Regions from separate parts of the Homo sapiens genome. Here regions 1, 2, 3, 4 and 5 are each linked to region 6. Evidence: chromatin loops called from intact Hi-C (ENCODE). Cell type or tissue: heart right ventricle. All regions are shown on one strand. Each heading gives the region's core, and the rest is flanking DNA. Links, peaks and the distances in the headings are about the cores only.

Evidence for each region. A loop is a pair of places that touch in the nucleus more often than their neighbours do. Peaks named below come from ENCODE experiments on the same cell type or tissue, not always from the same donor. Only the 100,000 strongest peaks of a DNase experiment are listed, where the experiment ranks them.
Region 1: it touches region 6 in a loop (2.3-fold over the local background); 56 of 110 quality-filtered maps call a loop at or near these places.
Region 2: it touches region 6 in a loop (2.5-fold over the local background); 56 of 110 quality-filtered maps call a loop at or near these places.
Region 3: it touches region 6 in a loop (4-fold over the local background); 8 of 110 quality-filtered maps call a loop at or near these places.
Region 4: it touches region 6 in a loop (5-fold over the local background); 38 of 110 quality-filtered maps call a loop at or near these places.
Region 5: it touches region 6 in a loop (2.6-fold over the local background); 3 of 110 quality-filtered maps call a loop at or near these places.

Annotation. Positions count from the first base shown.
Region 1 is chr5:102,962,594-102,967,568 of GRCh38, reverse strand. The region is part of intron 14 of PAM (peptidylglycine alpha-amidating monooxygenase); the gene reads right to left. Among named protein-coding and RNA genes, the nearest start is that of GIN1, 160 kb to the left of the region's middle. In heart right ventricle, for the core only: no CTCF peak of the experiment used is centred there; no DNase peak of the experiment used is centred there.
Region 2 is chr5:102,969,291-102,974,265 of GRCh38, reverse strand. It overlaps PAM (peptidylglycine alpha-amidating monooxygenase), which reads right to left. Exons shown (of 26, transcript NM_001177306.2): 15 at 1-150. Among named protein-coding and RNA genes, the nearest start is that of GIN1, 150 kb to the left of the region's middle. In heart right ventricle, for the core only: a CTCF peak has its summit at 2,366 (motif pointing right); no DNase peak of the experiment used is centred there.
Region 3 is chr5:103,025,067-103,030,041 of GRCh38, reverse strand. PAM (peptidylglycine alpha-amidating monooxygenase) reads right to left here. Exons shown (of 26, transcript NM_001177306.2): 24 at 4,708-4,911; 25 at 1,804-1,857; 26 at 326-1,155. The coding sequence ends at 977. Among named protein-coding and RNA genes, the nearest start is that of GIN1, 93 kb to the left of the region's middle. RefSeq lists an enhancer at 953-2,152. In heart right ventricle, for the core only: no CTCF peak of the experiment used is centred there; no DNase peak of the experiment used is centred there; H3K27ac peaks cover 1,219 bases.
Region 4 is chr5:102,863,186-102,868,160 of GRCh38, reverse strand. It overlaps PAM (peptidylglycine alpha-amidating monooxygenase), which reads right to left. Exons shown (of 26, transcript NM_001177306.2): 2 at 1,877-2,338; 3 at 768-888. The coding sequence starts at 1,965. Among named protein-coding and RNA genes, the nearest start is that of PAM, 110 kb to the right of the region's middle. RefSeq lists a silencer at 1,916-2,045. In heart right ventricle, for the core only: no CTCF peak of the experiment used is centred there; a DNase peak (open chromatin) is centred at 2,340; H3K4me3 peaks cover 3,093 bases; H3K27ac peaks cover 3,952 bases.
Region 5 is chr5:102,919,676-102,924,650 of GRCh38, reverse strand. The region is part of intron 5 of PAM (peptidylglycine alpha-amidating monooxygenase); the gene reads right to left. Among named protein-coding and RNA genes, the nearest start is that of PAM, 170 kb to the right of the region's middle. In heart right ventricle, for the core only: no CTCF peak of the experiment used is centred there; no DNase peak of the experiment used is centred there; H3K27ac peaks cover 1,092 bases.
Region 6 is chr5:102,777,789-102,782,763 of GRCh38, reverse strand. All of the region lies in intron 1 of PAM (peptidylglycine alpha-amidating monooxygenase), which reads right to left. Among named protein-coding and RNA genes, the nearest start is that of PAM, 25 kb to the right of the region's middle. In heart right ventricle, for the core only: a CTCF peak has its summit at 2,090 (motif pointing left); a DNase peak (open chromatin) is centred at 2,113; H3K27ac peaks cover 1,506 bases.

The DNA of each region.
Region 1 (4,975 bases), core at 470-4,469, 180 kb before region 6:
CTCTCATTTCTTATTTCTTGTCATAGTTCCAGAGATTAGTACTTTCCCTATCCTAGCAGATACTCAATAAGCAATTCTGGGATGAATAATAATTTGTTAAAAATGTCAGCCCTTGCATCTGCATTAGCAGAGATAAAAATATTTCCTTGATGATTTTAGGCTGCAGTAATTTCCCATTTTTAAATTTTATTCCCTAACTTTTGATTCTTATAAAATACCCAAATGCTCTAGATCTTTTAAGGAATTCAATTGTGTGAGTTTGGTATATGGAAAACACAACTATAGTAGCAGCTAATGTGTGGAGAAAAGGAATGCAGCATAGTACATGGGAATCTAATAACACCACCAATTAAAGTTCCTAAGTTGTGTGCTTGCATTAACTGCTTTGTGGATCAATGGACATTTTTCTATTATCAGGGACCACTCACTATTCCCTGCTCCCAGCATGGAAATTTCTCTGATGTACTTTCAGGAATATGGTGAGAAAAACTAAAATAGATGAAATATACATTGAAAAATGGTCCTATGAAGGTTTTTTAAAAAATGCTTTAAGATTACTGGATAGAAAAAAAAAAGTATCTAATTTTTTAGAAATTGTAAAATCTTAATGAGGCAGGTGCTATTATTTTTTAAAAATGATCAAATACCTCTCAGAACTTTCCAGAATATAAATTCCCATTTCCCACACACATTACTAGTTCTTCATTACCTAAAAAAACCCAGCTCTTGTTACTGCTTATTGTTCTGCAATTTCTATAATATAAGGAGAGTAAATAGGATGTTCAGCAGCAGTTTAGCCACTGACAAAATATGTCAAGTAACCAAGTTAACATGATTAGAGCCATGGAACATAACTGATTAATGAGAGGATATGAGGAATGGAAAAATAAAAGCATCTCTTTTTAGAATTTAATAATTTGTTTTATGACTTAGTCTTAACTGATTTTCCCTTCGGGTTAAAGTCAATTTGGTTTATTGATTGTTTACTTATTACTGTCCCACAATATTTATTCTCTAGCCTTAGAGAAATAAAACACATGACCATGGTGACCAGCTCAAGGATCACAAATGAAGTGAACTTTATTATTTCTTCCCCTTATAGGGCTCATTTGATTGAAAAGCAATCAGAAATCAACTTTTCTTCCTTTTTAAGAAAACGAGACAAATATAAAAAAGGAGAAGATAGAAGATGATGGTTTTCATAACTACCATGCACACAGATCTATATTGGAAAGCCTAACTGTGTGATAAATGATCATTCACATCTGCCTATTCCGTTATTAGGAAACCAATTCAAAACAGCATTCAGTCAGCTTCCCAGAGCCTTGGGGGGTATTTAGAATTGTGTTTGATAGATGAGTTCAATAAATAAAGACTTGTGAAGTGCTCATAAATCATAAGAAACCAATAAATTTTTAGTGAATAGGCATACAAACAAAAACTGTATCTTCTTTAAAACAGCAAAGTGGCATAGAGAGTGCTTGGAATTAGTTAAGAAGATGTTACTAAAATTATTTGTGTTTTATTAGAGGATCAAAGGAATGCCCTATTTTGAACAAATCAATGAAATATAAATTTTAGCTACCATGCCCAGCCTTTATTTAACTCTTCCCATAAACTGTTTACAACTGTAACTTTAGCAGGCTTTGACAGTAGACTATTGTGTTTTTAACTGGCAACCTTGTTCCCTTGATTCTGCTTATTTGATAAAACATGCCAATGGTAATTCATTTTTGTTAGCATAAAACCACTGTGAAATTACTGTTTCACAGAAGGTGTCCGAAGACCTTTAACTATCTGGGGTCATGGGGTATTTTCCCTCAATAAATTATATTTTTGTCATATTCTCTCTGCCTTGGGAATACAGTAGCTTATGCTGACCTTTGAGTAGAAAGATTGATTATATGAGGGCACAAAGACTACAATGAGGAGATTTTGGAGCAAACTGAATAAAACATGTTAAAGGCTGTTTCTGCAGCCAAATAAATGTTGTCTAGAGCATAATACATAATAACAAGGACATACTGTTATTATAGATTTTGATTTTCAATTCTGCCTGGAATTTAAGACACTGAATCTTCCCAATACAACAGACGTAAGTTTCAACACTACATCTAGACTTTGAATATTAAAGAGGTGAGACACTCAAATTCAGAACTCTTAAATGTAATTGTGTAGACTTTTGCTTCCATCTAGTAAGCTTCTTAGTTTCAAGCCCATATTCTTTGCTTAAACAATGGTTATAGAAAGTTCAGGATGTTTATAGCTTTGGTATAGTGAACGCATATAAGAAATTATAATGCATAAGAAATAAAGAGAACTTACAAAATGTGTTAGTTTTCTAAAAGTGCCAACCTTAATATATGTGAGGTGTGTGTGTGTGTGTGTGTGTGTGTGTGTGTGTGTCTGCTTTGGAAGACATCAGTGTGAACTTCCTCATTCTATATAGTCTCCTAGGATTCATTTCCTCCATGCAGAATCACTGCCTAATTGAGTCTATTGTATAGTTTATTGTACTTATTACATATATAGGTAATTCTTCACTCACAATGTCTTTGAAGGACGGTGACATTTTAGTTTGTTTTAAATATCCATTTGTGTTTTTCTCCCTGTAGGCAGACATAATCAACTCATTCGCAGATAAACTCCCTTATATGCAAATGGGTTATTTTCAAATTGATATAGGCAGGAATATGCACGTATTATGCAGCCATTAAAAATCACTCTTGCCAATAATTTTTACCACTGGAGAAAATATTCAAGGTATATTTTTTAAAAAGGGCTATGAAATTGTGTATACATTATAATTAAAATAATGTGCTTTACATATGCATATATTGAATATGTAAATATATGCATAATATATATTTCACATACATATATGTACTCATGTTTCTGGGGACTACGGATGATTTCTATTTGTATATTTATACTTTACATAATTTCCTTATCTTTTATAATGAATATTATTTTAAAAAATCAGTCAAAATAAGCATTATTTTTAAAGAAATCCCTACAGACTCAATTAAAGCCTCATTAAAATGTTTCCTATTGTTGCATGATCCAGGACAACATGATAAGTAAAACTGTCATATAATGATGCTTTTGTGGTGTCTCTGTAATTACATCTTTTGAGACAGAATCTGAGGTACACTTGCTTTACACCAGATTTTGTTCTACAGAGAGCAGATGTAGACAAAGATATGGTGAAAGGTTAGTGTGTTTGTGAGAAAGCACAGACTGGATTTGCACAACTTAGATGTCAAGACATCTAGTTAATTTCTAGTTAATTTCTAATCAAGATTAATATTCTGGCAAAACATCAATAGCTAGCAATTTTTGAGATACAAATTTCAAAGAAAATATATTTCTCCTGGAGAAACAGAGTACTAAATAAATCTGTGTTTTAATGATCACTGGCTTTCTTTAAAGATCACTAACTTTCTTTGAATTTTTTTCCTCCATGTTAGAGATAACTCCCACTTCCTGTTTATTTGTGGCATGGCTACATTTCTTTCTTTTAGTCTATGGAATATGATTATTTCTATCTCTCCCCTCCTTCTTTTTTTTCTATCTTAGTAAAGGTCATTTCTTCTTTCTAACATAACATTTATTACATATCTTGACTTATATCTTTCTACCTGTTTTCCAATGTATTAAGATAGGAAGTAAATATATATATATAATACTATATATAGTACAATTTAAATAGCATTTATTTAATATATATATGTATGTGTGTATGTGCATATATACACACATATACACTATATATAGTATTAACCAGGTGGAACTATCTACATCACTTACAGAACTATCTGTACCCACTAACAGGTATAGAGCTTGTCCATGAGTACATATCCATCGATGGTTCAAGTCTTTTCTTCCTACCCCACATTGTGCTGTTTTCTACAGGGGTTTCACATCTTCTGTAGGACCAACATAGATGGTGTCTGTTAGCTTGTGGCTAGCACAACCACAATAATGTGGGCTTTTGCTTATTGGGGCTAAAAAGTATTAAAATAATTGTACAATGTAAAGAAATACTACACAAATTGTTTTGGCCAGAACACCAAATAAAGTGATAAGTGAAGTTTGAGGGCTTACTTTAAAAATTAACATACATGGCATAATTTATTTGAATAATTAAAGCCCCCTTATTAGCTACTTGGTCAAGTTGACTTTCCAAAGAATGCATACAAATAGACACTTTGTGCAAACAAATATCTCTAAGAAGAATGAAATACTCTTTCAGCAATGAGATTTGCCCTATGTGTTGTAAGGAGACAGACTAATCTCATTAGTGCATCACATGAACTATGTGTACAAATGTGCATTTGGTACATTTCTGTATTTCTCTTTTAATTCTAGGCTGGTGGTCCCCATAGACTGGTAGGATCATACACAGACTATGCTAGCCATTGAAATGGCTTTTGGTTAGGCTACTGTCTTTACCGTCATTAGAGATGACATTTTAATGGGCCCACTAATTTCAACATATGAGTAACAGCCTATTTTCTGCAATATGAAAATTGATAATATCAGAATGCTTTTTTATTCTCAAGTTAAATACCTTTAGTTACAGCATTTTTATTCACAAACAGAAGAAAATAGAAACTGCAGGAAAATAATTTCTTATGTGTCCATAGAATTATTCTCGGGGACCAGTAAGAGTTTGGGTATATTTGTATATTTGGGTATATAGATAATGTTCACCTCTGAATATTATATATATGCTATAAAACACAAAAGGGTAAATGAATGGCAAGGTATGAAAGTATTTTAAAGAATCTGGTTTGTAGGCGTATATAACACCTCCTACATCCTACTATTTGGAAAGAACAGATGAAATATAACCTTTAATACCGCTTCACTAACAAAACCCCTGGGTTTTTAACCTTTTAGAAGTGTCAGTGTTTCCCTTGATCAACTTGACTAACTTCAAAAGGAAACCATAGTCCAACTGCAGTTTCCA
Region 2 (4,975 bases), core at 768-4,767, 190 kb before region 6:
ATCGACCAAGATCCTTTTTTTGGACTACATTTGCAATCTCAGCTACCAGGTCTGACTCTGATTCTGCCTTTTCTGTAGGATTATATTTGTGCACATGAACAACATCTTCCCTTTCTCCTAGCAGCTTGGAAAGTAGTGAATAGAAATCACCTGTGGAAAAAAGAGAAGAGATAAGGGCGTGGAGGGTAGATAAGATTGCAAAATTTACAAAATTTGGTGCTTTAAAAAATATCTACTCATTTCTCATAATAAATAAGAGAGAAGTTTGCACTCAGACTTTTAAGCATAGGAGGAAAAAAAAGAAAAATTCCTAGACCGATGAAATACTTTATTTCATATATCATCTATTTCTTTATGTATAACATCTATTGACATATTAGTAGAAAAAATAATGCTTATGTAATTGCATGGCACATTTCAATAAATGGTTTTCAAAGTATAGTTTGATACGGAAATTAAGAGCTCATCAGATTTCTAAAATAAAATATCATCAATAGCTACATTAGATAACAGCTATCTGCACAAGAAACTCTTTGCAGTTGTCCTTTAAAACCTATTGAAGTGCAAGCCACAAGAAATGAAATATACATTTCTTGAGCAGGAAATATACATTTCCTGTAAAACACAAGTAAATACGTATCCATTTGACAACTGGGAAACCTAAATTTTATTATTATTTTGTTAGCAGTGCTACTGTAAGCTCTAGTTGTTCCTCTTAAACAAAAAATGAGCAAGTGAGAAAAATAATTTTTTGAGCAAAGGATACTTTTAAATCAGCTTCAAACAAAGGAAAAGATTTTAATAAACTGATATCATTAGGGTGATTCATCACTAAAATGCATTCTATGCCTTCCTGTATTAAGGAGTAAACTTGGGTATGAGACTCCAATTCTATGAAAGCAAATTATTTGTAAAATATTATCACATATACAAAATATGACTACAGAAAGTTCATGAAGTATTTTAACCCTCATCATTTCCACGATGACTTCAAATCCATTTATATCAACTGTGTGAATGGTAAACATATTCTCAATGAAAACACAAATCTGCTCTCCTACACCAAACCCAAGGGCAACCACCAGTTCTTCCTTTTCCTCATCCTATACTAGGTGCTGCTAATGATGAAATTACTTACGACTATGGAGTCCTGTTGCTTACGTTTTAATTACATTTACAGCACAATTAGAAAACATTTATAAAATCTCTTTTCATGACCATTAGGAAATGAAAATGATAACTGGTTTAGCCATGATGTATTTCACTGAAGAATATATTATTAAGAAAGTGGTGCAAGGGGAGATGAAGTCTTTCCAAAATGATGCTAAGAGATTCTGTCATGTTTACAAATAGTCTTGGTTTAATGTTTCAAAGTAGGTTTTCAATTCTTGCCAGTGAAATCAGCTTATCCCAGGTGAAATCTTCAATCAGAAAATAATTACCAAGTAATAGGGCCAATCTCAGTAAAATAAACAAAGCAAATTATAAGTCAACCAAATCTGTTAGGGCACAGTGGCATTCTGCCTCACAGAAGAAAAATTAATACAGTTCATTACTGCTAAATTCTCGTGTACCACACATTAAATATAAATAGTTTCATATGCTTGTACAATGAAACGTCTTATTTAGGAAATAAAATACAAGAGTATTTCAGGGAGAGATAAACCATTATTTAAAAACTTGAGGCTGGGAGTGGAGGCTTACATTTGTAATCCCAGCACTTTGGGAGGCCCAGGCAGGAGGATCGCTTGAGCCCAGGAGCTCGAGACCAGCCTGGGCAACAGAGTGAGACCCTATCTCTCTAAGAAATAAAAAAATTAGCTGGGTGTGGTGGCATTCAATTATAGTCCTCACCACTTGGGAGGCTAAAGTGGGAGGACTGCTTGAGCTCAGGAGTTCAAGGCTGCAGTGAGCTATGATCACGCCACGGTACTCCAGCCTGAGTGACAGAGACAGACCTCATCTCAAAAAAAATTAAAATTAAATAAAAACTTGAATCCATATGTTTAAGCTATTATTGTTATTGAGACAGGGTCTCTCTCTTTCGCTCAGGCTGGAGTACAGTGGCACAATCTTGGCTCACTGCAACCTCTGTGTTTAGGGTAATCTTGATGGAGGAAGACAGGTTCAGAACTATGCATAGTCATTCAGGTTTGTAAGAGGAAATCTAAAAGCTGTGATAAAATACCAAAGGTAGAGCACTCCAGTTCATGTGAATTTATCATTTAAAATTGTTATTGGGTTAGGAAAGCAAAAATTGTTAAAATAATGCAACAGGCTTGGCTGCACACAGTTGCACAGGCCTTGCCAGAATAAAGTTTCAGAGCAGAATCTGTACAAACATCTTGTTACATGAGAGAGAGACCACTAGATGGCTATCTCTTACATTCCTATGTGCAAACCAGAAAGAGTTTTTTCCTCTTCTAGTGTACTAGATATAATATGGAATCCTGAAATGTTAACCAATTTTCTTAGTCACATTAAGATGTTTATTTAGAAAATACATCTAATGAATATAACAGATGGAGTAGAACATAAATAAAGCAAGTTGGTGGTCCTGACCCCTGTGTCATCTCTCAATGTTTCCTTTTTCTTTTCAGTTTATGTTCCACTCATATTGGCTTTTCATTTCCTTGAATATCAACTCTAAGAAGATATTGTTTCTTCTGCCTGGACCACTCCCTCCCCACTAATAAACTAGCTCCTCAACTTTCAGATCTTAGGTGTCACATCAAAAAAGCCTTTCTTGACAATTCAACTCAGGGGTCTCTGCTGGGTGCACCTATAGCACTCTGGTCTTTCCCTGTATGGCAACTCCTCAATTCAAATACACATCAAACCCTATTTCTGTGCCCCTAAGAAATAATTCTACTTTGTGCCTTTAAGTAAATTCTACTTAACTTAATAAAGATAGTGACAATAACCTTTAGAAATTACTTTGTAGATTTAAAGAAGACAGCTAATATTAAAATACCCAGTCCAGTACATATCATAAAGTAGGTGTCACTAAATTATAGCTATTATAATTACTGACTGAAAAAACAAACTAATTGCAACATGCATCTGCTTCAACCTGTGGTTTATATAATATTTTAAAAATCAGCTCCTTTTTCCAGTCAAACATTTGGATTTTTGTAATAGAAAACAAAAAGCCCTTTTAGGACTGGGCACGGTGGCTCATGCCTGTAATCCCAGCACTGGGAAGCCAAGGCGGGCGGATTACTTGAGGTCAGGAGTTTGAGAACAGCCTGGCCTACGTGGTGAAACCCCATCTCTACTAAAAATACAAAAATTAGCCAGGTGTGGTGGTGGGCACCTGTAATCCCAGCTACTTAGGAGGCGGAGGCACGAGAATTGCTTGAACCCCAGAGGCAGAGTTTGCAGTGAGCTGAGATCACGCCACTGCACTCCAGCCCGGGAGACAGAGTGAGACTCAGTCTCAAAAAATAAATAAGTAAAAAAAATAAAATTAAAAAAAAAGCCCTTTTAGGTTCCTAGCCCTCTATTTTCTTAATAAGTCACTGTGGCTACTACAGCTAATTGGTTACTGGCTTTGCCAAAGGAGGCTGTATCTGTACCTTCTCCATCTCTTTTAGCGTATCTTTGGAAAAAGAACTCTCTCTACTCCACTGTTCTGAATGCCATTCCTCCAGAATTCCCTAAAGCCTCTCCTGTCTTCTCTCTTTTCTTTTTTATTAATAAATACAACTTCTTTACCTCATATCTGACTCACAGGCTATACATACACTCACTTAGGGCTTGAGTTGTTGTGGAGGTGGGGAGAGACTCTCCTCTAACATAACATATCCTTCAGGCTTTTCCATCTTCTCTCTTCCTTTACAAGCTCCAACACTGTCCAAAAGAATTTTCTGTAATAATGGATGTAATCTATGTCTGCACTGTCCAACCTAATAGCTGCTAGACAGACACATGGGGCTGAGTACTTTGTAAATGGCTAGTGCACCTGAGAAACTTAATTTTTAATTTTTTACTTTGAATTAATTTATATTCAAAACATAAATATTTTCACCTAGTGTTTACCATATTGGATGGTGCAGGGCTACTTGCTGATTCATTCTTCCTTACATCCTTTTCCCTCCCTAAATTGGATGCATTTCTTTCCACTTCCTATTTCACCGTTGTATGACTTCTCCAAGAGGTAAGGGATCCTAATTGCCAATGCTAATAGACTCTTTATTTTGATCTACTGGGAGGCTGTAGCCCTGTTGAAAGTTCCCTTCAGAACCTCTCTCCTTATAATGTTGTTCTTTACAGGTCTTCTCCACCTATCATCTGTGCTTCCTCTTTTTACCGTCCATCATGTAAAAAACGCTGGTGTTTTGGGAAGTCTGTCCCTGAAACATTTTTCCCCTGGCTAAAGCCTCTTCCTACTAAGTGATCTCAGTCACTTACAAAACTTAAGCTACCACCTCCAGGCACATGACTACCAAGCCTGGAGCTCTCCTAACACCAAACTGGTGTTACAAAACTGTCTTCTGGAAAATCCCACTTGGATGTCTGTCTGTCTCATTTGAACTTAAAATGTCTAAAATGGAGCTCTTAATCTTCTCGCCATATTTTAACCTTTTAATAGTGTCTCTCTTAGTGATGACACTTTTTTGAGTAAATCAACTCAGAAAACTGTGTTCTTCTCTCTCTAACCAGTGAATCACAAGGTCCAACCTAGGCTGATTTGCAACATCAACTTTTCCCTCCTTACCACCAGTACTCATTTGGGAATCTTATCTTTTGATTGTCATAGTGAAAGACTCTTCTCCTTCCTCAGAAAGGACCCCCATCTCTGCTCTGGATGACAAAATCTGTCTAGGATGGTATTAAAAGTGGCTCTACCTCTACGGAACTGATGTGTGATTGATGGCACCCTACCCACCTTGGACACTCCTGGGTTATATCCCCATAGCTACCTTTTCCACAGCTCTGTTCAGCTATATATTTCTGAGTGGTATTTTCTTTT
Region 3 (4,975 bases), core at 461-4,460, 250 kb before region 6:
ATGGATCATTTGCATATGTAATTTGAGACACAGGTATCCACTTAGCTGTGATTACCTTTTATTAAAGTATTTATCCTCTGATTGATATATAGGCAAAAACCCTCTTTGGATTTTAGAAGAGCCTGACTTTACAAATTTATGTAAACTCAGGCTGGTTTTTAATTTATATTGGCTAAAGTATCTTCTAAATTTTGTACAATACACACATTTCTTTTAGTTGAAGACATCGAGTAAGTTTCACTAATATTTGTGGGTTTGTGTAATTATTATAAAAGTTGTATGTAAAATCTGCAAATACGCAAAAACTGGAAAATACACTGACAGCTAATGCTCTGAAAACACTTTATTACACAAATTACATTCAGATTCTGAAAATAGTGTTCTAACAGTGTAACCATCTAAAAATAAGACATCCCAAAAACACACCAACTGAAGAAAATTTAAAAAAGAATTTAAATAGAGACTTTTTTATTTCCTTCATTGCAATATAATGTTAGTGATTTTAAAAAAATAGGAGATTTAGCAGCTTTGTCGTCATGTAGCACAAAGTTTCTCTTTACTGCCACAGGCTAAGAATGCTGAACAGGAAAGGCACCAAAGAAAGACACTGGCAATGAAAGTGCTATTGGGAAAATACTGTGTTCAAGCAAAGAATGGGGTTATTTACATCCACCAAAAAGTCTCAAAAGTGTAAATGGGCAAATCTTCCATTGTTAGATTAGAATTATGATGGAAAAAGAGGACGGTTTCTCTAGTCTATGTTCATATAAAGACAATGGCACTGTTATGAACTTTTAGGAAACTCCTCAACTAGAAACAGAAGCCAACTTAACCAAAACGAAGTAAATAAAGTGTGTACAGTCCCACACAGACTAGTACAGTTTACAATTAAATACACAGAACTTTAAACGTGCTAAAGGGAAAGGAATCTGACATTCTGGGTAAATCTTACTCAATCTAAATCAAAGCTTGGTTTTCAGGAGGAGGAAGGTGCGAGCGCAGGCAGAGGTGCTGAATACTCCTCTTCTGATTCACTTCCATCATCCTCTTTCTCTTGGTCACTGCCCTCAGTGCTAAGCCGGTCAAACCCTTTTCGACTGTAGCCCTTACGGCTTGCAAAGAAATTACCAAGGTTTAAGCCTCCACTTCCCTTTCCTGAAAAAAAGCAAACAATAACAGAATTGGGTAAAGTTTGCAGCAATGTCTGTTACCTTGTAAATTCTTAAATGATAAAGTCAGAAGGTGGGGATGGGAAAGGGGAGATTATTTTATTTAAAAATAAAATAGAAAAACAGACAGAGACGTATCCTACAGAGCCATATAGATGCTACTATTAAAGAAGAAAAACAAAAGCTCCCAAGTATTATGTATTTCTGCAGGAATATTTCATATTCACTTTCACCTCCTGCTTTTCTCTAGCTCTCTATCCAGAACTAGCCTCCCTGGAGCAGCTCCTCATTTCAATGACTTTAAGAAAAGGTCATCTTTACTATGACAAACATTGACATGCCAACAGGAGTGACAGAAAATTTGCTGAAGACAAATGAAGCCAGGTAAAAGGCAGGGGAAGAGAATTAGATAATGCAGAATGGGAAAAATAAAACTGGGAAATCTGCTGCCAGACCCATGCACTTCAGTTTAGTTTATGGTGTGCATTCTGTATTTACTCTGGGAGATGCTAAGCTGCATACAAGGTGCTTTATCTTCAGAGACAAAATATGAAATATCTCCTTGCTTTTTAAAAGACATGTGCTTGTTGACTTTGAACCAAACATGAAGGGTTCTAAAAGGTCATAGGCATACCTCTAAATCTTCCCAGTACTCTTCCTGAACTCGTCTCGAGTTTGTGTTCAGAATCTGCTAAAAAAAGATGGCACATTTCAAAATGAGTCCCAGTCATCTTTCTCAACCCATGCACTCAACTTCCAACTTAAAATAGGAACTGGTAAATGATAAAGCAAGGCCTGGCTCTTGTCTGTATGCAATTCTAATTTTTAAGAAAGGCGGTATATTTCTGAGACATACATAAAGGGCCCAAGCTGGGTTTGACTCCTGCCCGTGTCTCTTACTGGCTGTGCAGTCTTGATAAATTACTTCTCTGAGCTTCAGTTTTCTCCTCTGACAAAAGAAAGGTCAAGGAGAATCCCTGTCTGTAAGGCTGAGATCAGACACTGCATGTGACACATTTAGAACACTACCTATAGATATACAGTAAATGCTCAATAAATCATAGCTATTTTTTTAATCAGGAAATGTTATTAATAATTTATAAAATTTTTCCATCTTTGGTTATGACAATTTAGGGATATTTGCCTTCAGCTTTACTCTTTCTACTGACAGTACGTATCTTGCTTGAGAAAGCTTTGGATCCATGTATATCGTTTCTTCTTTATGTAAGACATAAGTGAAGGGAAAGCACATGACACCCTGAGTATTTTCCAAGCATAGTAGGTGACCTAAATGTTCCCAACAGGACTGCCTATCTCCATAAAGGACAGACTCTCTTTCCTTATGGGGAGACAGAACTCCCAATGGGTTTCATTTTTTCCCTTGCTGTGTCTCTCCCTGTACTATTTCCCAGGCTTCATCACTCCCTCAAGGGCTATGGTCAGGAAAGTCAGGCCTGGGGTTGTCCTGTTAGGTCTTTAACCAGGACTGAAGTCAGCATCATGGAAAAAGATAGCGCAGATGAGAGGAAAGGGAGAAGACAGTGATGTGGAAAGAAATAGGCAAGAAGGGAAGAAGAATCTGGTAAGACTGTTAGAAAGCCAACAAATTAGATTGTAAGTTCTGCAAGGACATTCCTTAGTTTTGTATCCCCATGTGCCTAGCACAGTGTCTGATATGGAGTCAATACATAATAAGGAATGATGAATAAATGGAAGGTCCATTAGGGTTTTTAATAACCTTAGACTGGATAAGATCTATCAAGAACAAATTCAGAAAAAAAGTGAGAAGCTGATCTACTACTACTACATATGAAACTGCAATTTTTCTAAGTAAAACACGGTCAAATAATGGCAATTTTCTAGGGTTCTACCTGGGTCTCTACCTTCCTAACACATTCCTGTAAAGTCAGCATCATGTAACAGTGCTGTGTCACATGTGCTTAACAACAAACAGGAGAGACCAAATCTTCCTTATTCCCTAGCCACTGCTTCTGCCAGATTGGGTTGGTTACCACAATTCCTGCCACCTTCCCCTAGGCCCCACTGTTCCTACTACTCTGTGTATTTATCACTGCACTTACCACCCTCTACTATAACTTTTTTGTTTCATGTCTCTTTCATATGTTATCTATTCTGTGAGCTCGGTTGATTTATTCATTCATTCTTTCAACAACAATTTATTAAACCACTAGTATCAGAAACTATTATTTGTGCTGGGGACATATCAGTACTCAAGATATGGATTCTTGCTCTTTTGAAGCATCTATATAACACCATGAAGACAATGACTATGTTTATTTCTCTTTGCCCCTACTTATGACAGTTCCAGATCTGTAACATGGACTTAATAGAAATCCTTTTTGGGAAGAGTTAACTATATTTTTATAGAGATTTATTGATGGCACATGAAAAGCAAAATAAAGTCTAATAAAAATTCCCTTTTACAACATATTAAACTGAATTTTCTGTTTTCTGTTTCCATGCCTTTTTCTGTGTCAGGGCTTTGCCAAGGGCACTGAATCCCTGCCATGGCTGCCTTGACCTGAAATAGGATCAGATGCTGTTTCTTGATCAAATGCTCCCCCTCTCCCTGATCCATGGATTTCTTCCCACACACAGCTATAGACTTGCTCTAGGACCTGGGGACCCAGCCAAGGGACTGCTACTGAGCGGTAAGAAACATGAATTGGGTTGTTTATTTATTTAGATGTCCTAAAATAAACTCAGCTCTTGGATCCTATATTGTGATAATGATTTCATAAAATACTAACTCTGGTATTGGACTCTGCCTTGTTCAGTTATGGAAGGCTGATGAGCTAAATTATGACTATTCAAAAACTATCAAATGGTTTGTTATAGAATTAATTTTTCTTGAAAACTAAGGTTTAAGACAAGTGTTTTTTATAACTTCTTATGCCTTTTGTTACTTTATTACCAATGATTATTCATCATAACCATTGGTGGTATTGAGTACTTCCTAGGTTCCAGGTATCCTGATAAATGCTTATGTACATTATTTCATCTTTGTACAACCTTGTAAGGTAACTATTTTATCCCCACTTTTTTATGAGAAAACTGGTCTGGAGAGATTAAGTAACTTGCCCATGGTCATGTAGCTAGGAGCCTAATGGGAGAAAAACACAACCTGAAAAACTGACCCAGGTACTTTGAGGACTGGGCCTCTTCCTAACAGCAGGTATCTCCTCCTCTGATCCTTCAGCTAATTTATACTGACTCTACTACCTACAATTTCGTATGGACTCATTAATTGGACTTAAGCCAATTGCTAAAAGATAGTATTAAAGGTTATATTTTAATCTAACTATCCAAATTTCAGAGTCTCCAGATACTATTTTGTACTGTGATATTAACTAGGGGCAATATTTGGAACATAGACAATAATGTCAAAAATGGTAGAGAGCATTAAAAACAAAAAAACAAATACAGTGAAAAAAATCCCAATCAAACTCCTGAGGATAATTAGGCCAAACACTCTTTCAAAGGCAGGTTCCAAGTTCACGGGGCTCATTTTACTTGCCTCCAAAGGCCCTTGATTTTTTCCACCGAATAAATATGGCAATGGCCAGCAGGACAACCACCGGAATAACCAGAAGGGTTGTAATGAGAACAACAGGCACTCCCGAGCCTGGCTCTTTGATCAGTTTCTGTTTCTCTTGCATCTTCTGCAATTCTGAGGAGGTGGGTTTGTTCTCCATTTTGGTTTCAACAACTGCCTCGGCTTCTTCAGGGAAAGAAGAGTTCACAATATTCAACTGACTCAAAGATTTCAAAACCCCCTTACCCAC
Region 4 (4,975 bases), core at 744-4,743, 85 kb before region 6:
GAGAGGACTATCTTTTAATGACACACATAAATCCCTGCACTGCCTGGCTGCAAAGCATAATTAATTCTGGCCTTTTTATGCTTAATGAAACACCTTGCACACATGACAGCAGTGGGTTTGAGCTTCTTGCGTGTACCTAAAAGAGGGAAAGCCCTAGCAGCAACCTAGTTCTACACAAAATGCTCTATAAGTCACATTTATATGAGCTTTGCCATTATTTCAAAATACATCTCTTACAACGAGCAAGTCAGGTTAAAGAAAACTCACAATCAGCCACCTGTATGAACAGTTTTCTTAACTTTTAAAAGAGTGGAATGTTTTGTTTTTCAAATTCTTAGCAGTAAACACGTTTTTATTTCTTGACTTGTGGTTGCAATAAAAGGATATTTAAACAAACTAGCTTAAATGCAGCTGCTCAATATCATTTTCCTTTATTAGAATAATTTTTCATATTTTAATGCGTACTTGCATGCTGCATTACAGAGGCTATTACTCCACAGAGAATCTCAAAATGTAAATTTTCGACATTCCATTTCAAACCACAAATGATAATATAAGTAAAATTTTAAAAACAAAATTTAAGTGAAAGATTCACCTTGAAAGACTTAACCCTCTTTAAAATATTCAATTATTCTAGCCTTAGCTGGAGTCTTGAAAGCAAATGCCTACGTTTAAAGAAGTTCCTACAGCTGTAAATGCAGTTTCCTTACTTTAATTATAGATTGTATCCAGAACAAGTGAATAATGAAAGACAAAATTCCTCTCACCTGTTTAGGTGTAACCCCAGGCATGCGAATATCCAATGCAAAATCTGATGAATCAATAGGAACTACGGGTCTGGTGGTACCAAGACATTCATTGGAAAATGGTCTGGTAGTTTCTTTAAACCTTAAAAAAGAGGGCAATTTCAATATTCTTGAACATAATGGAATCTAAACTCAACATGAGAAGGGGAAAGAAAGGAATTCTATGACCTTAAAGATGATTGATTTAAACCCAATGAAAACTCTAAAGATGTGATGACTACACAATGTTCGTAAACATACTCAGATTTTCATTTTATAGTCCAATAACAATATATACCTAATTTGTAAATAAAATATAACCAATGCAATCAACCAGGCTACATTTAAAACTCCATTCAATAAAAACTTGTTTTTATTGAAAATTTATAAAAAATTATGTCATATAAAAATATGTCAAAACATATATCTGTTTCAAGTTAATGAAGATATAGTATTAATACATTACAAATTATCACAGGCATGCCAATTTTCTAATGGCAGAAATATTAACCATGACCCAGTAAAAATTTCTGTAACTATTTTCAGTGTCCAGAATTACTAGCTAGAAACAAGAAAGCCAACCATAATCTTGCTAGGAGGCAGAGCTGTTAGGAGGAAGAAATAAAAGACTGCGATGTGAATTACAAATGTACAAGTACATAAATATTTAATAAAGTAATTATGAGGCGTTTGTATACAGCTCAGTGTTTCCTTGTGAGCTATTACAGTCTATGATCTGCTTCTCCTCGACACTGATGTATCCTTATATTTTATTCTTCGAGCTGTTATAAACAAGCAGGCATTCAAAACTAAGCGAATATATTGTAGTTCCTGAAATACCTCCCCCAGAGGGAGTGATTAGTTTTGGAAATCACAACTTCTAATTGGAGTTTTGAAAGCCAGAACTGCTTGGCTACAATGCAGTGGGCTTTTTCTGCACGGGGGACTTCACAAGAAGTTACTGTGGTAAAATTCCAAGTCATTCCAGCAAAGAACATCAACCCCGTCTATTTTGCCAACACTCAGGTTCATAAAAGTGATTACATTTCTCAACAGCATGCACAGAAAGCACCCGAACAACGAACACCCACCTCTTAAAGACAGAAAGTGGGCTTCGGAAAGCCAAACAGCTGCTTGGAAAAACAAGGAGAACTAGCAGGCTAGGGACGCGGCCAGCCATGTCCACGCCGATACGACCCCGCCGGGAGAGGACCGGGCAGCGCAGCGCGGGGCTGGGGCTGGCGGTTGGGCAGCGGCGCCGCCAGCAGCCGCTACTTCATGGCCCGGGCACGGCGGGCGTCCTGCGGCGGCCACACACCATCCGCCAGCGAGAGCAGCGAGCTGGCCGCGGCGAGGCGTCTCGGTCACGAGCGGCGGGCAAAAAGCCGTGGGCAGGCGGGACTTTTGTCCGGCCCGCAGGCGGAAGCTTTCCTCCCTCCAGCGCCGCTCGCGTGCCCTGGCGCTGGGGCTAGACGCGCGGGTGCCTTATGACTCCGGAATGACAGGGGCTGTGAGGGGTATCACCCAAACCCGCGTCAGTCATCATTCAGAACCTGCAAAAATAGAAGCAGATAATGGATGACTAACACGTTACAGCATTTGTCCTCAGCAAATCCCAGCTGAGGTTCTTTAATACATTAGTAGTTTCACAAGGTTGCGCCCAAGCCTGGGGAAAATGCTGGTCTGTTGAGCTCCCTCCCCCACAGCCAGCCCCCAAGATTTCAGGAACCCCCACGGCGCAGCCCCTGTAGAGCCGGTGTTCTGTCTTTGCTTGCTCTTCCTCCCTTGGACCCACTCCTGTTTTCTTTTCCTACTTCTTCCCCCCTTTATCCCTCACAGCCACCCCAGTCTGAATTTCTCTTTACTTCCTCTATCACTCCTTTCTCTCACCAAAAATGCTCTAAATACCTCTCTGCTGAATGTAAACATCACACAAATGACCGGCTAAGGCGCAAGGAAAAAAACAAAACAAAAAACGAAGAGAGGCAAAGACAAAGCACTGGATACCACAGTAATCAGATAGAAAAAGACTTTTGAGAACAAAGGCATGCTTATATACATGCATCACAGAGCTACAGATCCAAGAGGAATGATATCTCCTACCAAGAGCTCCCAAGGATCATCACAGAATTGCCCAAGTTCTCAGAATTATTTTAAAACAAACAAAAACTCTACAGCTAACATGATACACAAGATGTAAATGCCCATTTAAAAATCCTGCATCTCATAAGCAAAATAATAATTTTGTACTCATAAGGCATGCCTTCCAAAAGATATCCTTTCCTAAGTTTGGAGTTTTACAACATAATTAGAAAGAGTAGGGAGAATCTTAGCTGCCCCCCAAATGAATTTTATCTTCAAAGGTTATGATCAAGAACGTCACATTAATACAAATGAGAGGCCATGAAGAACTAATGTTACAGCTCAACGTTTTATAAGAGGACTCAACTAGGTTAAACTTGAAAATATTCATATTTTGACTGAATATATTTAAAACTATGTTATCAAACCTGCAAATTTTAGTCTGAAGGCATAAATTAAAACTGTATAATTCACAATATAAAAATACTGTACTTCCAAAGAAAGAGATTAAAGTTTTATTTTAGTCAGTAACTATAAACATCGTTCCAAGAATCTCAAATGAATTTGATGGGAAGATGTGTAACAGTAAAAAGAAAAAATAAGGAAAAATCATATCGGAATGTTTCACAGTAATACATCAGCCTCTGGAAATCACAAGATAGTGAAGCTAATCTAAAACAAAACAAAACAAAAACCTAGAACCAAAACAAATAAAAAAGCACTAACCTTAAATGAAGTGAGATTCTTCATGATAAGTGCTTTCTAGATACCATATACCAAATATAAATAAAACCTGACTTAACATCCAACCAAATCAAGGATGCTTGAGGCTCACCAGCAGTCAAGGGTCAGCTAATTTACATAAGCAATGACATTTTTAAAAGACTGACAATATTTGTTTGAACTTTCTCTTTGGCTTGCTGTTTGGGCTTTCAGAAACAAAAACCTTCAGCTTTATCCTTATCCTGTGGGTAAAGGAAAGAACTCCTTCTGGAGGAAGAGAAACAATTGGCAGGAAGGCTATGCTATTGCCTTTGCTAGCAACAAAGTATAATCCTATCAAATGACAATACTTCACATTCCCTGAAGTTCTTTAAAAAAAAAAAAAATATATATATATATATATATATGAAGAAGGGATTATATTTTAATATTTTATTCAGAACAGGATTCAAGGACAGTCCCTCTTCCAGTTGGCAAGGAGATTTGGTATTACACAAACACTTGAAAACAAATTAAGTATTAAAATTCTCTAACAGGAACACACCCTTAAGTACTAGCCTTTGAAAAAAATATTCCACTTATCTCTTTGATTTTATTACCTTTGATGTCCCTAAACCACCCACTTAAAGAAAAGGGAATTAAAGTTGTGGGTAGAAGCAAAGTTGGTATTTGTAGCCATGAATAGAACAAAAGGTCTTATAAAAATGAAAGCTAATTATGCTTCTTGTTTCTGGATGACTTGTAAGCTAAAGACAAAATACAAATCATCAGATCAAAAAAAAAACATGTCCACCTATTTTATTTTTTTTATAATTCTGGATAATGTAGAACATATAATAATCAAATTTTATTAGTATTCTTATTTAAGATTTAAAAATTTTAAATATATTTCAGATATTTCATTGAGATAATTCCTTCACTCATCCAAAAAAAAAAAAACCCTTAGTTTCAATACTTTATACAAAAGATTATAATACATACTGGAGTTTTATAAAATGAATAAAACTAAAAAAGAATATAGTCTATTAAGGGAGATGAGAACTCTACACAGTAACATAAGGTATATTTAGAATGTAGTATTCTATATGAGTACTATAAAAAGAGACTCAGAATTTTGAAGAAGGAAAGAATCCTCAAAAGGAGGGCAAGAAAAAAGAAGAGTAAAAGCAGTATTCAGTGGAAGGGGTGGCTACTGAGCAAGCCTTGGAGGACAGTTAGAGTTTCCACTGTGGGAGGTGGACAATCAGCATTACAGGTACAGGGAAATGGCAGGAGCAAAGGAGCCCAGGTGGGGAACAGAGTATGTTCATAAAGTAATAAAATTTCTGCCTCCTAGACTCAAGCTGCAGGCCCAGATTTACTATTTTATTTGTAATACAAAGCAA
Region 5 (4,975 bases), core at 505-4,504, 140 kb before region 6:
AAAAGCAAGCATTACATAGACGGTCTGTATAAACCAAAGCTAATGCAGCAGAAATCTGGACTAAAAAAAGTGTCATACACATTTCCCCTTTGGCGATCACTGTTGTCAACAAATCTGGCCAAAGCAACAAACAGTGCCTACAGTGCCTACCATCAGTGGGGTGAGCAATACAAGTGTGTCCCTTTTAAGAGTTTTTTTGTTTTTTTTTTTTTTTTTTGAGACGGAGTTTCACTCTTGTTGCCCAGGCTGGAGTGCAATGGCGCGATCTTGACTCACTGCAACCTCCGCCTCCTGGGTTCAAGCGATTCTCCTGCCTCAGCCTCCTGAGTAGCTGGGATTACAGGTGCCCACCACCATGCCCGGCTAATTTTTTGTATTTTTAGTAGAGAAGGGATTTCACCATGTTGGCCAGGCTAGTCTTGAACTCCTGATCTCAGATGATCCACCTGCCTCAGCCTCCCAAAGTGCTGGGATTACAGGTGTGAGCTACTGCGCCCAGCCTCTCTTAAGAGTTCTTGATCTTATACATGCATGACATTTTGAGTTTATGAATACTGGAATGCATTAATAAGTTGTATCATATTATGCAAGTTACTTAATTTTTTTTAAGTTACTGAATCTTACCAAGCCTTAGTTTTCTCTCACGGAAAACAGGGATAAGTACACTTACATCACAGAGTTATTCTGTAAATCAAATGAGACTTTATAAACTTCAAAGTACTATTCCAGGGCAATGCATTATTTAACAAAACATTCACTTTATCTGAAGATTCACTGTTGACAGAGAGTGTTGCAGGGTGAAAAGAGCACCCAGGCAGAAAGACAGATCTGGAGTTCAATTTTAGAACCACCCCTTAGCAGCTCTGTATCTTGGGCGTGTTTATAAGCCCTCAAAGGCCCAGTTCCTATATGGAAACCTCTGTGATAGGGCTGTTGTGGTGATGTGCATAAGGCACTCAGTGCGGTAACTCAGATATTTGGTAGATCCACATTAATAGATGGTAGTATGTCTGACTCCAAGCCACCATTTTTTTCCCATTACAATATATCTCAGCTTTTTCTATTATTGAATTGGATTTAATCCAAACATTGTTAGGCTACATTTTATGTTGATTTGTGTATTTGTGTTTTGAAAACTGGGACCAAAAAAGGTGAGTCAGGTGTGTAGGCAGATCTGAAAAGCTTGAAGACTATAAAGGACAAGGACAAATACAGCTTCTTGGGACGGAGGTTGGCTCACACAGAAAAAAATGTACACTGCCCCTGACCTGGATGGGAAGCAAAGGCAGACTGTGATAGATTCCTAAATAGGTTAGAAACTGAAGCCAGAAACACAGAAAACACCCACGTTGCACATATGAAAACCACTGGTAAGAAGTTGCTTCAGACTCAGAGGCAGGGACTCTTACCGTATTTTCTGCTTCTAGCCAGAAATGAGGTTGGAGGATAGGCAATGAGTGCAGACAACTGTATTATCTGTCTGAATTAAGGGGTGAGGGACCCAGAACCAGGAAGTCTTGATAAGGTTATACTTAGCAAAGTGATCTTGCTTCTATAAATCAGGCTGTAGAAAGAGATTGTGTAATGTGTAATATAAAAGACATCAACTAGTGGTTTCTTCCTGTTCACTGTCAAATACAATATACTTATGATGACTGATCATTACCATGTGAGAATTGTACGTTGGAAGAAATGTCTGTGACATCCTTGTGCCAAGTGTGCTAAAAGGCTCAGGATGTTGGATGATGCCCAAAAGCAAAATTTTCCTTCCTGGCCTCAGCTATAATAGTTAAAGAAATGATATTGTCAAATGTGTTGAACTTTGTATATCACTGCTGTTAGCTACTAAAATTTAAAGATTTGGGTGGCAATTTTCATAGCTTTCAACAAAGATCATAAACATTACAAATGCCTATAACCAATGTGATGACAGTCTTAGGTTAAACAAGATAACTGTTTCCTCTGATATGCAAGTTGATTTTCAATGGATGACTAGAAAGAACCAGATTGAAATATAACAGAGAAAACTGGCTTAGTAACTTTTTCTAAGTTATACATTTGATTATGTCATTTGTTGGCTCAAAATCGTTCAAATGCTTCCCAAAAATAAAATCAAAATAAAATCCAAACCTTGTAGCATAACACGTAAGACCTTTCATGATCTAGACATTGTCTCCAGACAACACCCCCTTTTTTAATCCTGCCAAGTTGCTTCCAGTTTCCAATCTTCCTTATTTCCATTGCTCTCTTTGCCTGAAATATCCCATCCCAGCTGTCTGCCTGAAAAACTTTTATTCACTTTCTCCTTCAAGATTCAGTTCAAGCCTTCCTCCTCAGGAAAGTGTTCTCCGACCCCCATCCACCTTCCATTCCTTAACTATAGCACTCCTCATCCTAAGTGTCAGCTTACTTCTCTCTCTCCACCCAGACTGTGAGGACTTCGAGTACAAGTATGTAGGATAATATCTTCATGCTGAAGTCCCGGCATGAAACAAATGTTTGGTGAAACTTACCTCTCGGTGAGTTTTTAACTTTCCATGTACAGAGACTTAAAGAGCTGAATTAGCTTAAATTGTATTGCACTCTCAACTTCATGTTATAATATTTTATTGAAAAAAATTAGATTAAAAATTTAAAATATAAACACCAATAAATTTGAATTATTGTTTGCCTAGTTTTTTGAACAAATCAGCTCATATAAGAACACTGCCAGCAAGTTGTAATTTAAAGTTGAATAAGCTCAGAGAGTTTAAGTAACTTCCAAAGGTCAAACAGCTAAACCATGACTTAAAGCTCTGGCTGTCACAGTCCCTTCTATCTCAATTCTTGACACTGATTTATGGGCAGAGAATGATATTATGTGGAGATAAGCTTTGATTATTACTGTCATCCTTGAACTAAGTTGCAATTTGTGCATGCAATTCTAAAATCAAATTTGAGATAAAACAAGTTGTTTGTGACATATTCACAAAGAGACAATGATTTTATATTTTATTCTCTTATCAGGTCTGGTAAATAAGAGCTTCCAAGCAAACATTGGTTTAATTTTTAAAACCCTGTTTTACAATAAAAAATATATTAAACTCAAGACTGAGTAAAGAATGACTCACTGGAGGACACTGGGGCATTGGAACTAATCCTAAAACTCAATGGGAGGACTAAGAGGAAAAACAAAAGGGCGAGAGAACTGAGTTCTATAACTGATAACATATCAGAGTGGTAAATATTTCCATTTCCCATTTTAAATGAAAATGGCATCATATTTTCTCCATGTAAAATGACCAAAAAGAGAAAGATGGTATAGTATATTTTGGCTTCCCAAAAAAAAGGACCTATGGAAGTAGAGGGGATTTTTACTATTCTTACTAGTAAAGAGAGCCTTAAGGCTGGGAAGCAATGTAACTCTTGATCAATGGCTGTTGTAATTTCAGGCCTCATCAACCAGGTTTCTTTTTCTTATCATTCTAGCAGCTTCTCCTATAAGGCTCCTCCAGACTAAGTCGATTAAATTGTGGAAGGGTTCACATAGCTCCCTTGTGGTTTCTTAGTATTCATAGTAAAAATGATGAGAATTAACATTTGAAAATAAAACTAGTCTGGATTCTTGGACCTTTCCTATAGAACCTTTTTCACGTCTAATCCACGGGGAAACCATTCAGATGGCATGAATATTTTCTGACTGTGCCAAGCACTGAAAATGGTAGCTTGTCATTTCGAATTATCCAAATACAGCATGACTGACTGTTAAAGTACTCTCTGGTTGTATCTGTTAAAGGCTATTTAAAATCCAAGGTTACTCAGGGAATATCAGAACTGATAACTCGTTTCTTCTTTTGGCTAAAAAAAAAAAAAATTGTCATGCCCTCAAGTTAAGTCTGTATAGCCTTAAATTCCAATTTTAATGCATTACATATCTAACAGAACCACAACCAGGAAAACTGATCTAAAGTTAGAAAGTTTTTTAAAGAAACACAACACAAAATCAATAGCATGAGGGGATGGTCCTTACCTTTCAAAATGCATTCAGTATGAGTCAGATATTCAAATACTATTACCTGTTCTATAAACCCATAGAATATTTTCCCAAATTCAGACAATCCTATGTGAACTTCAATGCAATGGACAGACATTAATATAGTAATTAGAATGATACATAATGAAAAAGCAAATTAGAATGGTGATTAAGAAATATCAGCCTGATAAATAGCATCACAGAAACTACCCACTGTTCCTTTGCTCCAATAAGGTTAGACAGGCAGTAAGTCCATAAAAGCAGAGTGTGTGTCTGTTTTATTCATACCAAATTCTCCATGCCCAACAAAGTGCTTGGCACATAGTGAATGATTAATATATACTTTATCAATAAATGAATAAAAATAATAGCTATCCCTTCTACATGCCAGACACTACACCAAACACATTACTTATATTACCTCATCTACCCTTCATGATGGCCCAATCAAGCTGCCAAGATTAGTAGCCCAATTTTACAGATGAGAAAACAGACCAATACAGGTTACATCATTTAACCAATGTTTATTACCACTACCAAGTAGCAGAGCTGAGATTTGAAACCAAGATGTTCCGATTTCACAGTTCTGGATCTGTGCTAAATACAACGCTGCATTATAATATTGCTACTGTATTTAACATAAAGTACTAGTCTTGTGAGGAAAAATGCATTTGTTTCTGTTGAAACAGTCAAAAGGGTTCCAACTGTAACATTCTATTTTATTAAAGTTGACACTAGTCTACAAAGAATTGGGCAATTTCTAAGGAACTCCTATTAACACCTTTAATCCAAGTACCTTAATATTATTAGCCAAGGAACATACTCACCAAATTGGTGACTGGAAGTTAGAATCAGAGACCAACTGTGTTTTAAAAATTGATCCGTTATACTATCCCAATATGCGATATGATAGGAATCTATTACAATATTAAAGTGGAAAAAGGGAATGGATGCTATTAATTT
Region 6 (4,975 bases), core at 403-4,402:
ATTACACACACACACACACACACACACACACACACACAGAGAGAGAGAGAGAGAGAGAGAAATGGAGAAAGGAAGGGAGCAAGTGCTCTGGGTACTTAACTGATTCTGACTTTTCCACTACCTGGAACTTAAGAACCAAATATTGACTTTGGGAATATCTCTAAATCCTATGACGTGATTTTCACTTTCAAATATTATGTTTGAAAGATTTGCATGTACTTCTCACTTCTCAATAAACATAGATGTTTTCCTTTCAAGTATCTTTCTAAAACAAGAGCCAAGTTTTTTCCTTCTCCTCTATAGCTGTCAATCATATTTATTATTTGTATCTATTTCAAACTCATTTTGCAATAAAGGATTTCAAAATCTTCTCTCCTTCCTCTGGGGGGAAAACAAAGGGTGAAACAAACAAGGAAGATGACTTTGTATAATCCTTTCAATTTAGATCTGGATTCGTTCCGGCTATGAACTTCATACCAGAGTTCTGCTTTAAGTGCTTCAGATATGGACAAGATGAAAGAAGCTCTTATATCCTATAAAGAGCAAATTCACCTTTGGTGTAAATGTTGGAGAAGTGTGAGGTATGATTTACTCTTTGAAGAAAACATAATGTGTTCTAAAGTGTTCAGGTTTGAAATTCTCCAAATGTTGAGCTCCTAGGAATATCCATTTCATGAGCAAGGATACAAAACCAATCCATCCTTATTCAGTTCAAAGTTTAAGGCTGGAGTAAGTAGTGGACAAGAACACGGATGTGGACTGCAGACTGGCTGTTTTCAGATCGCAGACCAGCCACTTACCCTTACGACCTTGGGCAAGCTTTTTTAAGTTCCTGATGCCTCATTTACATAAGGGAGATGATTATAACAGTATCTGTTTTCATAGGGTTGTTATAAGCATTAAAAACGTGTAGTTCTTAGAAGAGCACGGCTAATCCACAAGAAGCACCATGTAAATTGTTGTTATTACATTAGTATTAAAAATATTTCTGGGCTTAATCTATGAATGCAAGTCCCTGTATATAATAACTGACCTTCTCACTTATTTTTCCTGGCATGCATTCTAAAGATCAAGGTTTTAAAGAAAAATGTTATTTTGTCTTTTATTTCCTATCAAGACTTAGAGCTTGCAGAAAGCTAAAAATATTTTATAAATATAGCCTGGCTGAGCAGCACTGCAATGTGGTAAAAGGAACAGCACAGGGGACACCAAAGCCATGCATTAAAGTCCTGATTCACAACTAAACTGTGAACTGCACTTTAGCATTTAGGTTTTTACTCACTTGTAAAATGAGAAGGTACCCACTGAATTTCTATTACTTCTTACAAAACTAAAATTCTGATTTTGTAACCTTTAACATGAATGTCAAACTTGTCAGAAAGGAATTCAATGAACTCTTACTTGCCAAAGGACCTTCTTGGAATAGTCTTTCTTGAAATTCTAGTTCTCCTATGCTCTCATACTACAAAATTTATCACCCTATACTGTACATAATTTCAACCCTTCTAAAGCCAGGCAATAATATAATCCCAGTGTTAAATGACCCAAAAAAATGAGTAATTATTAAAAGCTTTTCTTACTGGCTTCACCTGGCCCAAAAATGTTAGCAATATCTACAAGTATTGTATGCAATGTTTGCATATTAATCAATACTGTATCATTCTCATGACAGATTTTTGGAGCTGATAGAGATCTCAGAGTAGTGCTTTTAAACCTGGGGCAACTTTACCCTCCAGGAGACATTTGGCAACATCTGGAGTCATTTTTGGTTATCACAACTTGAGGAGTACACTGACATCCAGGGGGTAGAAGCCAGAGATGCTGCTAAACAGCCTCCAATGCACAGGACAGCCCCCACAACAAAGAATTACCTGACCCAAAATATGAAAGGAGAAAGAAAGAAAGAGAGAGAGAGAGAGAAAGACAGAGAAAGAAAGAAAGAAAGAAAGAAAGAAAGAAAGAAAGAAAGAAAGAAAGAAAGAAAGAAAGAAAGAAAGAAAGAAAGAAAGAGAAAGAAAGAAAAAGGTGCTGAGGTTAAGAAACCTGCCTTAGAGCAATGATTTTTCATGGGATGCAGTACTGCCCCCTAGTGTGAGATTCAGAAATCTGGTTGTCAGGGCTGGTGTGGGGAGAGCTGCCAGCAAGAGTAGGCAGGAGTTCAGTCGGGAGGTACACCATGCAATGTGCACGACCTTTTTTTAATGAAGTACGGCACCACATCCTACTTAACTCTCAAATGTCCTACAAATCACATAGGTAATAAATGTCTTTATGATGAGCTAAGCTTACGACCCAAATCCATTTTACATAAAAACACAAGTATTTTTTACATGGTTTAAAACCCCTTATGTTTAGAAATGAAGTTACTACATGAATCAAGAAAGACAATATTTAGTTTTATTTGAAATTTTGCCAAGAATTGCTCATCATTTTGGAAAAATCACATCACCAACAACAATGCCAATGGTGGTACAGTAGTCTTCCCTGATCCTCGGGGCATATCTTCCAACACTCCCAGTAAATGCTTAAAACTGTGGATAGTGCTGAATCCTATATATGCTATGTTCTTTTAAAATTTGATAACCCAGATGGCTAACAGGTGAGGTGGGTAGCATATGTAATGTGGATACAGTGGACAAAGAAATAATTCACATCCTGGGTTGGATGGAGCAGGGGGCACACGTTTTCATCATGCTATTCAGAATGGTGTACAATTAAAAACTTATAAATTATTTGTTTCTGGAACTCTCCAAATTTTTGGACCATAGTTGACCAAGGGTAACTATATTAGGATTCCCTGGAGGGTCAGAACTATTAGGAGATATATACATATATATATGTGTGTATATATATATATATATATATATATATATATATGTATATGGGAGTTTATTAAGTATTAACTTACATGATCACAAGGTCCCACAATAGGCCGTCTGCAGGCGAGGAGCATTGAGAGCCAGTCCAAGTCTCAAAACTGAAGAACTTGGAGTCTGATGTTTGAGGGCAGGAAACATCCAGCATCCAGCATGGGAGAAAAATGTAGGCTGGGAGGTTAGGCCAGTCTCACCTCTTCACATTTTTCTGCCTGCTTTATATTCACTGGCCGCTGATTAGATTGTGCCCACCAGATTAAGGGTGGGTCTGCCTTCCCCAGCCCACTGACTCAAATGTTAATCTCCTTTGGCAACACCCTCACAGGAACAATACTTTGCATCCTTCAGTTCAATCAGGTTGACACACGTATTAACCATCACAGTAAATGAAACCACAGATAAGGGGGGGAATACTTTATCTGAGTGGTCAATATAACAAAGACATCAATCTGCATTTGTAGCTGTCACACATACTGTTATTCTACATATAGGATCAAGCTTTTGAACACTTCATTAGGTCTTATGGTGTAATCATAACTAAACATTTACATATTGAATGAAATACACATTATCTTATTATAAATTACTTATTCCTGTATTGCTCTTTTATATTAAAGTTAGGAATTATATATATACATATATATATATACACATATATATACACACACATATATATGCATATTTTTGAATTACACACTTAGGCAGGTTATATTACACATAAATTTCATTTCTTGGTAATAAAGAGGGCACTGCAAAACATATGCTATGAAAAAGGAGACACTGGATCCAATAGGGTTGAGAATCTTTGTATTATAAAGTACCTCACTCAATTCCTTCACTTTGCAGAAGACAAGTTAGAGGCACAGAGAGAAGCCCATCAGGTTTTCTGACGGCAAATCCAAGGAGTTTTCCACAACAGATAATTCTATTCTATTCTGATCTTATATTCATACTATTAGTAGATCTCTGAGAATTAAGGACTGCCTGATTCAAATGCACACAAAGTATTCCCTCCAAAAACACAAACGGGTAAACCTGACCTGTATAGCATCTACATATAAAATATTACCATGGGAACCACGACAACTACAAACTGAGAAAACTGTCATCACCAACCCACCAGAAAACTAAGCTTCGTTCATTTGGTTGCTTGTCTATGCAATCTTCCATGTAAAAATGAAGTGAATGAAAATAAAAATGACTCATTTCAGAGGTTTCTAATTTGGTAAGATTTAATCACCACAGCTCTCAAGTTTCCTCTGGAACAAAATGCCACAGACCAGGCTTTGGAAGGAAAACAATAATAATAATCTACTTGAGCAGTCCCATGATTCATTTTATCCATCATATGGGGTCTAGTTTTTATTTCATTCTAAATGCCAGGGAGACCAAATGCCAGTTTTGATTATTCTGAATCCTTAATATGATTTTTGGTAATGTTACAGTCTCCTTCCTGAAACCTTAATTTTTCCTCTTGTTTACTTGTCAGGTAAACATTAATTGAATGCTCCTTGTCTAAAATACTATATAGAATGCTCTGGGCAATTTTAAAGTAAAGACAAACTGTTTGCCTTTGACAATGTTACCATCTTATGGGGAAGATAGAACGAATATAAACATATAAATACAAGTATAGGGCAAAATCAAGGACCATGCAGAAGTGCAAATGCAAGTATTACAGGGGAACACAAATCAACTCTTCAAAAAAATACATGTGGGGAGGTGAGAGGAGAAAGGCAACTCACCCGCCTCCTTTTTAATTCTCTATGGTGCAGGCTTTCTCCTTTAATTTTTTTTCTGTCTAACAGGGGTCCAAGAGGTGCTTACTTGATCTCTAGCAGGCTAACCCCAAGACGGCACAATGCCATTCAGGTGTTTTCCACAATTCCGCCTGCAGAAGGAATGATCGCAGGTCTCTCAAGGGCAAACCGAAATTTGGCAGGTGACCTTTCATTTACAGCATCACAGAAGAAAAATACATAGAACCACCCCATGTTAATCGCTAATCTAGCAAACCAACTTTCTCTCTTTTTATAATCCGTAAAAACAGAAAACAATAGCTTAAATGACCTCTGCTTTGTAGGGAAAATTAAAAAGGG